2 separate regions of the Homo sapiens genome follow, and region 2 is linked to region 1. Evidence: chromatin contacts called from ENCODE Hi-C or POLR2A ChIA-PET data. All regions are on one chromosome and are shown on one strand. Each heading gives the region's core, a stretch centred on a gene start or an enhancer-like site at or near the end of the contact. The rest is flanking DNA. Distances are from core to core; before and after follow the strand shown. Region 1 overlaps DIP2B (disco interacting protein 2 homolog B). Region 2 overlaps DIP2B (disco interacting protein 2 homolog B).

The links. A loop is a pair of places that touch in the nucleus more often than their neighbours do. ChIA-PET counts read pairs that join two places held with the same protein, here RNA polymerase II (POLR2A).
Region 2: a map of psoas muscle shows a loop between it and region 1 (2.0-fold over the local background). The contact joins two enhancer-like sites. A Hi-C loop is called at or near these places in 3 of 168 maps with a recorded cell type or tissue (endothelial cell of hepatic sinusoid, psoas muscle and sciatic nerve) and 2 of 37 single-sample maps with no recorded cell type. POLR2A ChIA-PET finds 5 or more read pairs at or near these places in 5 of 52 experiments (Caco-2, OCI-LY7, activated CD4-positive, alpha-beta T cell and 2 more).

Annotation. Positions count from the first base shown.
Region 1 is chr12:50,689,195-50,695,583 of GRCh38, forward strand. DIP2B (disco interacting protein 2 homolog B) reads left to right here. Exons shown (of 38, transcript NM_173602.3): 13 at 1,855-1,957; 14 at 3,755-3,819; 15 at 6,073-6,166. Among named protein-coding and RNA genes, the nearest start is that of ATF1, 72 kb to the right of the region's middle. Within about 2 kb of position 1,942, at least 4 of the 41 ENCODE cell types and tissues checked have a DNase peak (open chromatin) inside an H3K27ac peak, as active enhancers do.
Region 2 is chr12:50,728,041-50,734,157 of GRCh38, forward strand. It overlaps DIP2B (disco interacting protein 2 homolog B), which reads left to right. Exons shown (of 38, transcript NM_173602.3): 30 at 508-638; 31 at 3,329-3,497; 32 at 4,326-4,496; 33 at 6,095-6,117. Among named protein-coding and RNA genes, the nearest start is that of ATF1, 33 kb to the right of the region's middle. Within about 2 kb of position 4,756, at least 2 of the 41 ENCODE cell types and tissues checked have a DNase peak (open chromatin) inside an H3K27ac peak, as active enhancers do.

The DNA.
Region 1 (6,389 bases), core at 692-3,191:
CGAGACGAGCCTGGGCAACATGGCGAAATTCTGTCTCTACAAAAAATAACAAAAATTAACCGGGTGTGGTGGCACATGCCTGTAGTCCCAGCTACTTGGGAGGCTGAGCCTGGGAGCTCAAAGCTGCAGTGAGCCATGATCGTGCCACTGCATTCCAGCCTGAGCGAGACTCTGTCTCAAAAAGAAAAAAAAAGGAGACCGGCTTTACAGTTATTCAGGTGAGCCCAAGCTTATGGTAGAGAGCAGAGAGCAAAGTAGATGGAGCTTCAGACAGTAAGGAAATAGAGCAGGCAGGGCTTAGTTACTGATGCTGGAGAGGGAGAAGGCAAGACAGACTCAGGTTTCTTGCTTGAGCAACTGGGATTGATGGCAGCATCCTTCACTAAGATAGAAAATACAACAGGAAGAGTTTCCAGGGGCAGGGACGGGGGTAAAGAAGTCAGTGATGGATATATGAGTTTCACAGGATTACTGGACATTCCAGGGGATTAGTTGACTCTGTCAGTCTGGATCTCTCTGGAGGAGAGGCTGGGTTGAAGATAGAGAACAAGGAGTTACTAGGAATGCAGTAACCTAATGGAATAAAGTGAAAAGAGATAAGGGTGGAGAATATGGAGGAGCAGTGGGAGAGAGACAGACACACAGAGACAGAGACTAGAAGAGAGGAGTATCAAAAAAGCAAAGGAAGGAGAAAACATCAAGAAAGAGAGTAGTCAAATTTTGCAGAAAGGTTCGATAAGGTATGCAAAATGTCCTTTTGATATAACAATCAAAAAATTGGGGCTGGTCCTAAGGTAGTTAATTATCTCAGTTGACTGTTCACAGTCAGGTACAGATCAAACTCCTATTCTACTCTTTCTCCCCTTCTCATTATTGACCTTGGGAACACTTAATTTTTTTTTTTTTTTTTGAGACGGAGTCTCGCTCTGTTGCCCAGGCTGGAGTGCAGTGGTGTGATCTCGGCTCACTGCAAGCTCTGCCTCCCAGGTTCACGCCATTCTCCTGCCTCAGCCTCCTGAGTAACTGGGACTACAGGCGCCCGCCACTACGCCCGGCTAATTTTTTGTATTTTTAGTAGAGACGTCGTTTCACCACATTAGCCAGGGTGGTCTCGATCTCCTGACCTTGTGATCCGCCCACCTTGGCCTCCCAAAGTTCTGGGATTACAGGCGTGAGCCACCGCACCCAGCCAAAATTTTTTTAAAGTTGAACTGGGCACAGTGGCATATGCCTGTAGTTCCAGCTACTCAGGAGGCTGAGCTGGGAGGATTGCTTGAGCCCAGGAGTTCCAATCCAGCCTGGGCAACATGGTGAGACTCCATCTCTTAAAAGAAAGAAAGAAAGGAAAGTTGATAGTCCTGGTAAAAAGCAACTTGAATGGAACATTAAGGGTAAAAGCAAAATTATAGTTGAATGATTTGGAGGAGCAAATAGGCCATTCGTTTCTAGTTCTTCCTTACAAAATTGGGTGCTTCTAACGCACAGAGACCGCGTCTTACATACCTTTCACTCTGCAGTGCTGTGCTTGACTTGTATTTATTTGATATTGTGTTTCTATTCATATAGCTCCAATCACTTGTTTATTTTAGCTTTTGAGCAGCCACTTCACACTGATGACTATTAAACTTTGAAGTCTTTTTCACATATATTTTTGTTGAGCTTTGTCATCCTCCAATCCTATCTTTGTGTGATTTGAGTTTGAGACCCTAGTACATTGCCTTAAATATTCATATTAAACATGTTAAATTCAGCCCATTATGATGGTTTTTCTGGGTTTTGTTTTTGGATTCTAGTTTTGTCATCTGAAATAACCCATTTTATTGTGTTTCTTATGTTTCTGTTTTTGTTTTCTAGTATAAAACAAGCAAAGAAGGGAGTGTAATGGGAGTTACAGTATCCCGGCTTGCAATGTTGTCTCACTGCCAAGCTCTGTCGCAGGCCTGCAATTATTCTGAAGGTCAGACCTCATCCCATGACTGCCCTCATTGTTACCTTCAGAGATGTGTGACTGTGAGCACAATGCTCAGTGATTGGACCTCATTTAATGACCGAATTCAGAGTGAAATGTCCCAAGACACATTCTTGGCTTGCTTTTGTTTTCTTCTTCTCAAAAATATGCTGTAGTTTAAAGGAACCAAAATTCTGGGCAAACCAAAATGTAAAGCATAATTTCTAGAGTACAGCAGTAGAAAACCCTAATTAAAATCCTGTTTTTGTTAGCTGTGGAATGGCAGGTATCTCCATCTTCCCCTGCCTGTATAGTGGGCTACCAGCTATACATTTGGAGTCAAAGAAATTCAGCTACCAAAAAGCATAAATTAAAACACAAAAATGTATTCGATATTTTTGAACTTTAGATAGGTTGATACATAATTGCATAAACCACTATTTGCCTCAGAATGTTCTTTGCAATATTAATTTTTTTAGTGTTTTCCCTTTATAAAATGAAACAAGTTAATAAATGGTCATGATAAAATTTTTAACCAGACAACAATGTTCTATCATGAAATTATATATATATACGCACACATAATGGAAGCAATCAAAATGCCCTTAAATAAGGATTGATTAAGTTATAATACATTCAGACCAGGCGCTGTGGCTCACGCCTGTAATCCCAACACTTTGGGAGGCCGAGGCAGATGGATCACCTGAGGTCAAGGGTTCGAGACCAGCCTGGCCAACACGGTGAAACCCCATCTCTACTAAAAATAACAAAAAATGACCAGGTGTGGTGGCTTGTGCTTGTACTCCCAGCTACTTGGGAGGCTGAGGCGGGAGAATCACTTGCACCCTGGAGGCAGAGGTTGCAGTGAGCCGAGATCATGCCACTGCACTCTAGCCTGGGTGACAGAGCAAGACTCTGTCTCAAAAAAATATATATATATATAATACATTCATATAATGGCTGGGACATTAAAATTTTTATTTTTGAATATTAAAGATATGAAGAAATTGTTTCAATGTATCATTAAGCAGGAACAAGTTAGATACCAAGCTTTGTATACCAGTTTGTCACATTAGATATCTATCTAGATGTAAATATGCCTAGAAGTATATGTGTGTGTATAGATAGAATGTTTAGAGATATATACATATACACACCAACTTTTTTTTTTTAGGAAGTATCTTTTAGGAAATTTATATTTGTCAAACTTCCCAAGTTTCTAAAATAAGCATGTATTCTCCGCATATTTAGGAAAAAAATACCTCTTGGAAGAAATGCCTAAGTCACAAGAAGTTTCTAACTCCTTGGCTCTGTTGTAACCACATTACCCTATGAGCAGTCCTCTACCCGTTTTGAGGAGACCCTCAAAAACCCGTGAGAACTTTTAGTCATTTCTCTAAAAACATCAAATCAGGCTGGGCGCTGTGGCTTATGTCTGTAATCCCAGCACATTGGGAGGCCGAGGCAGGAGGATCACTTGAGGTCAGGAGTTCAAGACCAGCCTGGCCAACCTGGTGAAACTCCCTCTCTACTAAAAATACAAAATTAGCCGTGCATGGTGGTGTATGCCTGTAATCCCAGCTATTTGGGAGGCTGAGGCAGGAGAATTGATCGAACCTGGGAGACAGAGGTTGCAGTGAGCCGAGATTGCATCACTGCACTCCAGCCTGGGTGACAGAGGTGAGACTCCATCTAAAAGAAAAAGCAAACAAACATCAAATCAGTTGTTTATAAGAGGCAAGTGACATAATTTTGCTACTTAATACTAAAGATGATTTCTTTGTCTTCCTATTTTTTCTATTTTAGGGGAAACAATAGTAAATGTCTTAGACTTTAAGAAGGATGCTGGGCTGTGGCACGGCATGTTTGCGGTAAGCTACTCAGATTTAAGGCCCTTAGTGTAAATTGTGCTTGAGATAAGGCCAGCATGTTGTATAACTGGAGCATCTCTCAGTGCTTGTTTGAAATTTAAATCCCCAAAAGGTCAGTAATATTTTCCAGAGGCTATATAACCTTTCCACTGGACAGAATGTTTTGAATGACTGCCATGCATAAGCTGCATGCTGCAACTGAAGAAGAGTAACAAGGTAGATGGGGATTCTCCCCATCAGAGAGGAACAGGTAGCATACTATGGGTGTTAGAAAAAGGTGACTTCCTTCTAGGTCTGGGCTTCAAGGCAGTTTTTGTGGAAGAAGTGACAGCTGAGTTGGACTTTGAAAAATAGGTAAGCTTTAGACATACAGAGATTTTTGTAAGGGGATATAGAGGTAGAGAGAGGGGACATTTCAAGTGGCAAAACTACTATATGTAACATGCCATATAGGTGGAGAGAGAAAAAAAATACAGGGTTACCTGAATTGTAAAGGACTTCAGAGAGCCTCTAGTCTCACTTTCTTGATAATGCAGGAGCTGGGAAAGCATGGGAAATGAATCATGAGGGAAGAGGAGGTGGATCCCTTTTCACCCAGAACCCTCGAAATCTTCAGTAAATTTACTTTCTAGCTCTTTTCTGAAACCTTTTCCATTTTCTTCTTTATCAGAAGTTAAAAATCCTTTTGAGGAGGTAAGAAGAATCTCTTCTCTGTGATACCAAGTGCAAGATAGGGACATGTGTGAAGAATTGAGTTATAAACACCAGCCTTTTCCTGAAACCAAAAGTTTCTCACCAGAGCTAGAAACTTGGAGAGAGAAAACAGTATCTTGCAGTAGTATCTTGGTTTCTTTGGGCAAGTTAGAGAGTGAGCAAAATGGCTAATCTCAATACGAAGGCTTGGTTATTCTATGAGGCTGGGTCTGTTTGGGGACAGGGTGTCTTGTGTATGCTTGATTAGAGTGGCAGGAGAGACCCTAAATTGCATGACCCCTCAACACCTTCAGCTTTATCTAACAAAAAAAAATTAACAGATGTAGGCAGGACCTCCTGTAAGAAACAGGGACATTTCGATTTCTTGCTTTGTGATGCCCAGCTAGCCCCTTTGTGGCATGTGGCAAGTACGAACATGATAAAAGCATTAAGTGGGTTGGAGGGCAGTTTGGCAGTGTCTGTTAGCATTTTAAAAGCATATACCACAGCCGGGCACTGTGACTCAGGCCTGTAATCCCAGCACTTTGAGAGGCCAAGGCAGGCGAATTACTTGAGGCCAGGAGTTCAAGACAAGCTTGGCCAACATGGTGAAATCCCAACTCTACTAACAATACAAAAATTAGCTGGACATTGTGGCGCACACCTGTAATCCCTGCTACTCAGGAGGCTGTGCAGGAGAATTGTTTGAACCCAGGAGGCAGAGGTTGCAGTGAGCCGAGATCGCACCACTGTACTCTAGCCTGGGCAACAGAGCAGGACTCTGTCTCAGATAAATAAATACATACATACATACATACATACATACATACATACATACATACATACATACATACACCAGTCCCAGCTACCCTGGAGGCTGAGGCAAGAGAATCACTTGAGTTCAGGAATTGGAGGCCAGCCTGGGCAACATAGTGAAACCCCTGTCTCTTTTTTTTTTTTTTTTTTAAAGCATATGCCATATGACAGCAGTACTACATGTCCATATAGGGAAATACTTGCACAAGTCCAGGGAAGGAAGTAGGAATGTGCTCCTTGAAACATTTTTTGTAGTAGCAAAAAATTGTCATTAATAGGGAAATGCCTAAATAATTGTGATATAGCCAAACAATGGAATACTGTGCCGCAGTTCAAAAAGAATTATGTAGATCTCTTATACTGATATGCATAGATTTAGCTTTAGAACAATTTAAATGAAAAAAACAAGTTACAGATATATGTATAATATGATGTCTTTTATGTTAAAAATACTTATATATTTCTATGGGAACAAATATCTATGAAAATGCATTGAAAAAAGATTGGAAGGATATCTGTCAAATTTGTAACTGATTATCTCTGGCGAGGAGAGGAGGGAACCAGGTTTGAGGGTAGGTATTAAAGGAACTTCAATCTTATATTTAATATTTAAGATTGTTTTCAAAGAGTGTGTATTTGAGTATTACTTGTATAATTAAAATTGCTAACAAAATACCAGCTCAATTTTAAAATACTAAGTATGTATTTTGTATTGATTACTTTTCTTCTTTCTTTGTTTTTCAGAATGTAATGAATAAGATGCACACAATCAGCGTACCCTACTCTGTTATGAAAACCTGTCCTCTCTCTTGGGTCCAAAGAGTACATGCTCACAAAGGTAGTCACCTGCAACATCTGAGCTTTAATTATGTGACTGTTTGAATTAAGATTTCAGGGATTTCAGAGATTTTCAAATTGCCCTTGTATGCCCCTGTCCCTTAACAAATTGTAGAGTTTAGTTACTACAGAATTAGGTACCTTGCCTGTTCATCTCACTGATGTCCTCTCTTAAGCATTGAGATGAATTTTTTCCAAATGCGAGCCTTGAATTAGATTTGACT
Region 2 (6,117 bases), core at 3,506-6,005, 42 kb after region 1:
GAGTTTTAGTTAAAATATGTATGAAATCTGATATTTAGATATCATAAAATGCAGTATTCGCTGGGCACGGTGGCTCACGCCTGTTATCCCAGCTCCTTGGGAGGCCAAGGCGGGCAGATCACCTGAGGTCAGGAGTTCGAGACCAGCCTGAACAACATGGAAAACCCCGTCTCTACTAAAAATAGAAAATCAGCTGGGCGTGGTGGTGCGTGCCTGTAATCCCAGCTACTCAGGAGGCTGAGGTTGCGGTGAGCTGAGATCGTGCCATTGCACCGCAGCCTGGGCAACAGGAGTGAAACTCCATCTAAAAAAAAAAAAAATTCATTATTAACTAATGAACAGAAATATGTTCCCTTAATGGAGTCTTAGATTAGGCTTTGAAGCACTAAAAATTATGCATTGTTTTGAGGAGTTTAGGGAATTGAAACTCCTCAAAGCTGTCGTCAGAGCTGTTACTCTGCCTGTGGGATAACAGTCCCAGCCTGTTCCATTTTCCATACTTTCCAGATGTCCCACTCTGCAGTGAACGCTCTGTGTCGAGCCATCAAGCTCCAGTGTGAGTTGTACTCTTCTCGGCAGATCGCCATCTGCCTTGACCCTTACTGTGGACTTGGCTTCGCGCTCTGGTGTCTCTGCAGGTAGGGATGGAAAAGCCAAGGAGACAGAATGTGTGGGGGTATACTTTGTGGCCATGGCCATCTCATCCTTCCCTTTGCTCCCTTAATTTGGTAAAGTTTCAGTAAAATGCTAGTGTTTCCAGAATTTATGGATCTACTGTGTCTCTGAAGTTTGTTTAAAAACAGTTTTGTCTGTATTCCCTTTGTTATTTTCTGTTAATTTTATTCCTCATACAAAATGGCAGTGATCCTGTTACTTGCTCTCTGCTCCACCATGTAATCCTTGCTTTAGAAGCAAAGCCAAGTAGAAGGATGATTCTCGGATGAAATATGTCATGCTTTGACAGCCAGCACGTACCCCCTCGGCTTGGCAGGAAGGAGCACAATGGGATGGGATGACAGCATGTGGATGGAAAGTAGCACATTTGCCCTGGCCAGGTTGCTCCTTGCAGAATACAGATCCCAGCTCCTCTCACCATTCCCCCAGGGAACCTCATCTCAGACCTGCATTTTCACCTCCTTGGTGTACATCATGAATGCTTCACAGATGCCTGCAGCTCAAGCTCAACGTTCTCCTCCTGTTCTCTCTTTGTTAGGATAGGATCATCCATGTAGGGGCCCACACTAGAAACATGGGTCTTATCTTCAGATTCTGTATCTTTATGTCTTGTGTCTAATCAAATGTATGTCCTTTGGCTCGGTTGTGCTACACCTGTATGTACATAAGAATCACCTGGGGGTCTTTTAACAAAAATTAATGGGACTCCCCAAGACTTATTAACCTTCATCTCCAGAGGTGGAGACCACACCACCAGTATTTTTAAATACAGGATTCCTGAGCTTCTAGTGACTCTGATCTATAAACAGGTTTAGGCATAAAATCACTGCCATTTTGTATGAGCCAAGAGTTTAAGCTTTGTGGCTATAGATGAGACATGATAGGAACTCTGTTCCTTCCTGTTTTTTCTTGCTTAAAAACAAAAAAAAACATTGTGTTGATAGTTCTTCCTGTGATGGACTGAATATGGATATGAGGATCCATATTTCCTTTCTGTCCTTTTTTCTTTTTTTTCTTTTTCTTTTTTTTTTTTAATCAGTGTCTTGCTCTGTTGCCCAGGCTGGAGTGCAGTGGTGCAGTCTCGGCTCACTGCAACCTCCACCTCCCAAGCTCAAGCGATCCTCCCATCTCAGCCTCCTGAGTAGCTGGGACTACAGGTGCACACCACCACACCTGGCTAATTGTTTTGTAGAGACAGCGTTTCGTCATGTTGCCCAGGCTGGTCTTGAACTCCTGGACTCAGGCAGTCCGCCTGCCTCGACCTCCCAAAGTGCTAGGATTATAGGTGTGAGCCACCACACCCAGTCCCATTCCTTCCTTTTTATCCTGGGATACACTATTGGGTTCAAGCCTGTTATCACCTCTCACCTGAACTATTGCAGCCTCTCCTAACTGTCTCTCAAGTTTCAGTGGCTCGTATCACCAATCCCTACTCCGTATGTCCATATTGTCAGTGTTGCCCCAACTTAAAGTGGCAATGACTGCCTGCTGGGTGAAGTCTAAACTCCTTCATAGGATGGTTAAGCCCTTTCACAGTTTGGCCTTAGCCCTTCTGGCCTTACTTCTCCATTCACCCTGTATGCTACGATTTCAGTTGAATACTCTTTCTTTTTCTTCTTTTTCTTTCTCTCTCTTTCTTTTTTTGTTTCTTTCTTTCTCTCTCTCTCTTTTTTTTTTTTTTTTAAAGGAGACAGGGTCTCAATCTGTCACCCAGGCTGGAGTGCAGTGGCACAAATCACAGCTCACTGCAGCCTCTCGGGCTCAAGTGATCCTCCCACCTCAGCCTCCCAAGTAGCTGGGACTACAGGTGTGTGCCACCACGCCTGGCTAATTGTTAAAAAAATTTTTTTTGTAGAGGCATGAGTTTTGCTCTATTACCCAGGCTGGTCTTCACCTTCTGGGCTCCAGCGATCCTCCCATCATGGCCTCCCAAAGTACTGGGATTACAGGCGTGAGCCACCGTGCCTGGCCACTTGAATACTATTAATATTTCTGATCGCTTCAAACATGCTGTAATTATCGGCCTTTGTAAATGTTGTTCCTCTGCTTAGAACACCCTCACTACCGTCCCCACTTCTTCTGGCCACTGCCAAATTCATACTCATTCTTCAAGCTGCAGCTCAAGTGTCACCAGCTCAGTGAAGCACTACCACTCCCCTACCCTGGCTTATCGAGCTTGAATGAACTGCTCTTTATTCTGTGATGTCAGTGTTCTTGATTCACATCTCATATTCAGAGCATCAATAAAATGGCTATAAACATCTTTAAAAGAAACCATAGGAATAAAATCCAGTCCACACATAAGGTTTCTGAATAGAAAGAGGAAAAAATGCTACTCCATCAGGGTTTTAAAGATTAGTTATTAGGAATTACCTTTCCAGAATGTTTAGTATCATCTTGACCATATTAATTAGCTTGAGGGCAGCTGTAAGAATGTTATGTAGACTTAAGTGACCTACCACAGTCTGCTTTATTTCATAGTTGCTCCTTTTGCGAGTTGCATAGGAACAAGACTGATTCTTAGAGCTTTATATCTCATATGTCCCTACACTGTCCTTTACACTCAGTAAATATCTGTGGAATTGGTGGGGTTCTGAAGCATCAGGTATCCAGGATGAATTGATGATTCCAGCTCTTGTCTCTTTCACTGCAGTGTCTATTCAGGCCACCAGTCTGTCTTAATTCCTCCTATGGAGTTAGAGAACAACCTTTTCCTCTGGCTCTCCACAGTCAACCAGTACAAAATAAGGGACACTTTCTGCTCCTATTCAGTGATGGAGCTCTGCACCAAAGGTCTTGGGAACCAAGTGGAAGTGCTAAAGGTAAGAAGCAGCTCCAGCAGGTGGCCAGTCCCAAAAGGTTCTGAAGAAATGCGCCAGGACGTAACAGGGCCAGAGCAGGGGCTAACAGACATGTTTGCTTGCCTTTTTCAAGTCACTCAGTTAAAAAAGGGTGTATTTTAAACTTTGGCAAGTTTATCTCTTCCACCTTCCTAATTTAGTGCACTCTTCCACAGTTTAATATGATTCTTACTTTGTGGACAAGAAGCGGAAACTGGTTGGGAGGCTAACTGGAAAGACTTTATGTAAACATAAAAGGGAACTGTGGCTTCCAATACTTTTTTTTCCTAATAGAATTTGAAACCTCAAAATATTAGGAATTCAGAATATCTCCAAAGATAAGGGTAACTCATTGATTCATGTGTGTGTCAAATGATGATCTGTCTGACTTGCAGATGAGAAAGTCAGAAGATACTGAATTTTCTTTGATAGAAAAATATCTTTGGAATGCAAAAAGAGATGAGATTAGATCGCCAGAGTTCTAGATTAATTTTTCTCTCAGTCTCATCAAATAGGGGGACATCTAAGGTACAGAAATGAGGAGGGATAAAAACATTGCTGAAGAGCCTTAGATTTTTAGAAGAAAGAGGAAAGAACTAGAGAATGAGCAAATTTACCAGCAGATAGTGATTTTAATGGGATGCCTTGTCCGTTTCTTCTTTTCTGAAAGCTGCTTTTTTCTCTGTGTGCCTGAGGTGAGAATACACAATTGCTTGGCTTTTCCTGACCAAGGAGCTAGAACAGTGGCCTTACCTGTTCAGTTCTTTTATGATCCTACTGACTTGGCTCCCATATAATGGTGTCTTGCAGACCAGAGGGATCAACCTCTCCTGCGTCCGGACCTGTGTGGTGGTGGCGGAGGAGAGGCCCCGCGTTGCACTCCAGCAGTCCTTCTCTAAGCTCTTCAAAGACATCGGGCTGTCCCCGCGGGCTGTCAGCACCACTTTTGGATCAAGAGTCAATGTAGCAATATGTTTACAGGTGACCCTCATGAAATCTTGTCTGTTGACAAATGGGAGAGGAATATGGAGTATCCCAGAGCATGGGCTTTGGAGCCAGGCTGCCTGGGCTTGGGCCCCAGCCGCACTTACTTGCTTTGGAACTTCGGGCTTTTAAATCTCGATTTCTTTGTGTCTCATTTTGCTCATCTGTAAGGTGAAGGTAGCAGTACTGTGCTTCCCCAGGCAGCTTGCACAATCACTGAGCTGCCAACTCGGAGTTCTTGGAGCAGTGCTGACAGTGAGCGCAGTGTTGGTGTTTACTTGAGTCATCGTCGTGTGGTCATGATGACGAGTCACAAAGATTTGAGTCCTATTTGGATTTTACTTGTATCTGACCTGTTTTTCCTTTTTCTTTTTTTTTTTATTTGAGACGGAGCCTTGCTCTGTCACCCCAGCTGGAGTGTAGTGGTGCAGTCTCAGCTTACTGCAACCTCCACCTCCTGGGTTCAAGCGGTTCTCTCACGTCAGCCTCCAGAGTAGCTGGGATTACAGGCGTGTACCACCACGCCCGGCTATTTTTTGTATTTTTAGTAGAGACAGGGTTTCGCCCTGTTGACCAGGCTGGTCTCAAACTCCTGACCTCAAGTGATCCAGCCGCCTCAGCCTCCCAAAGTGCTGGGATTACAGACATGAGCCACCGCGCCCGGTCTGACCTTCTGTTTTTCTGTCTCTATATTCTATACCATTTTTTTTCTTTCTTTTTTTTTTTTTTTTTCCAAACAATAACCTTGTATTCTCTTCTCTACCCAGATGGCAACTTTGTCATGTTATTCTTGATGGGTAAATAACAGAAAAGGGACTAGAACTGAGACTAATTTTATGTATTAATGTGTAATAAGGCAAATATAGCGCCAGGTGTGGTGGTTCATGGCTATAATCCCAACACTTTGTGAGGCCAAGGCAGGAGGATTGCTTGAGCCCTGAAGTTTGAGACCAGCCTGGGCAACATAGTTGAGACCTCATCTCTCCCCTACCCCCACCACTCACCTGCAAAAAATATAGATGGGCTTAGTGGTACATGCCTCTAGTCCCAGCTACCTGGAAGTCTGAGGCAAGGGGATTGCTTGAGCCCAGGAGGTTGAGGCTGCAGTGAGCTGTGATTGTACCGCTGCACTCCAGCAACCTGGGCAACAGATTGAGACCCTGTCTCTTAAAAAAATAATAAGGCAAATATAGGCATGGACAAAGTGAGTGAAAGAAGATAGCACACATGGGTGGATTATTTCAGGTCTTCTGTGACCTTCTTCTTTCAGAAGGGTCTTGATGGTTTAAACTTGAGCCCCATCATAGCCCTCTTGCTGTCACTGTGGCCAATACTGGTTTTGCAAGTCCCTGGGTTGCCGACCTGTGTCACCTCTGCTTTGAATCCAGGGATGAAAGCCCTCCTCAGCATGGAAATGTTTCAGTGCTGCCACAGTCCCCGTGATAAGAGTGAGAGCAGGGGGCCTACTCTCAAGGGGAGGAGAGGTGAAAAGAGTGTGGATTTTTCATGTATATGGCTAAATTATTTCTTGGTTTGAAAATGTGAAATACAGTTTATCGAAATTCTAAACAACGCATTGATTTGTCTTTCTTTAGGGAACCTCAGGGCCTGATCCGAC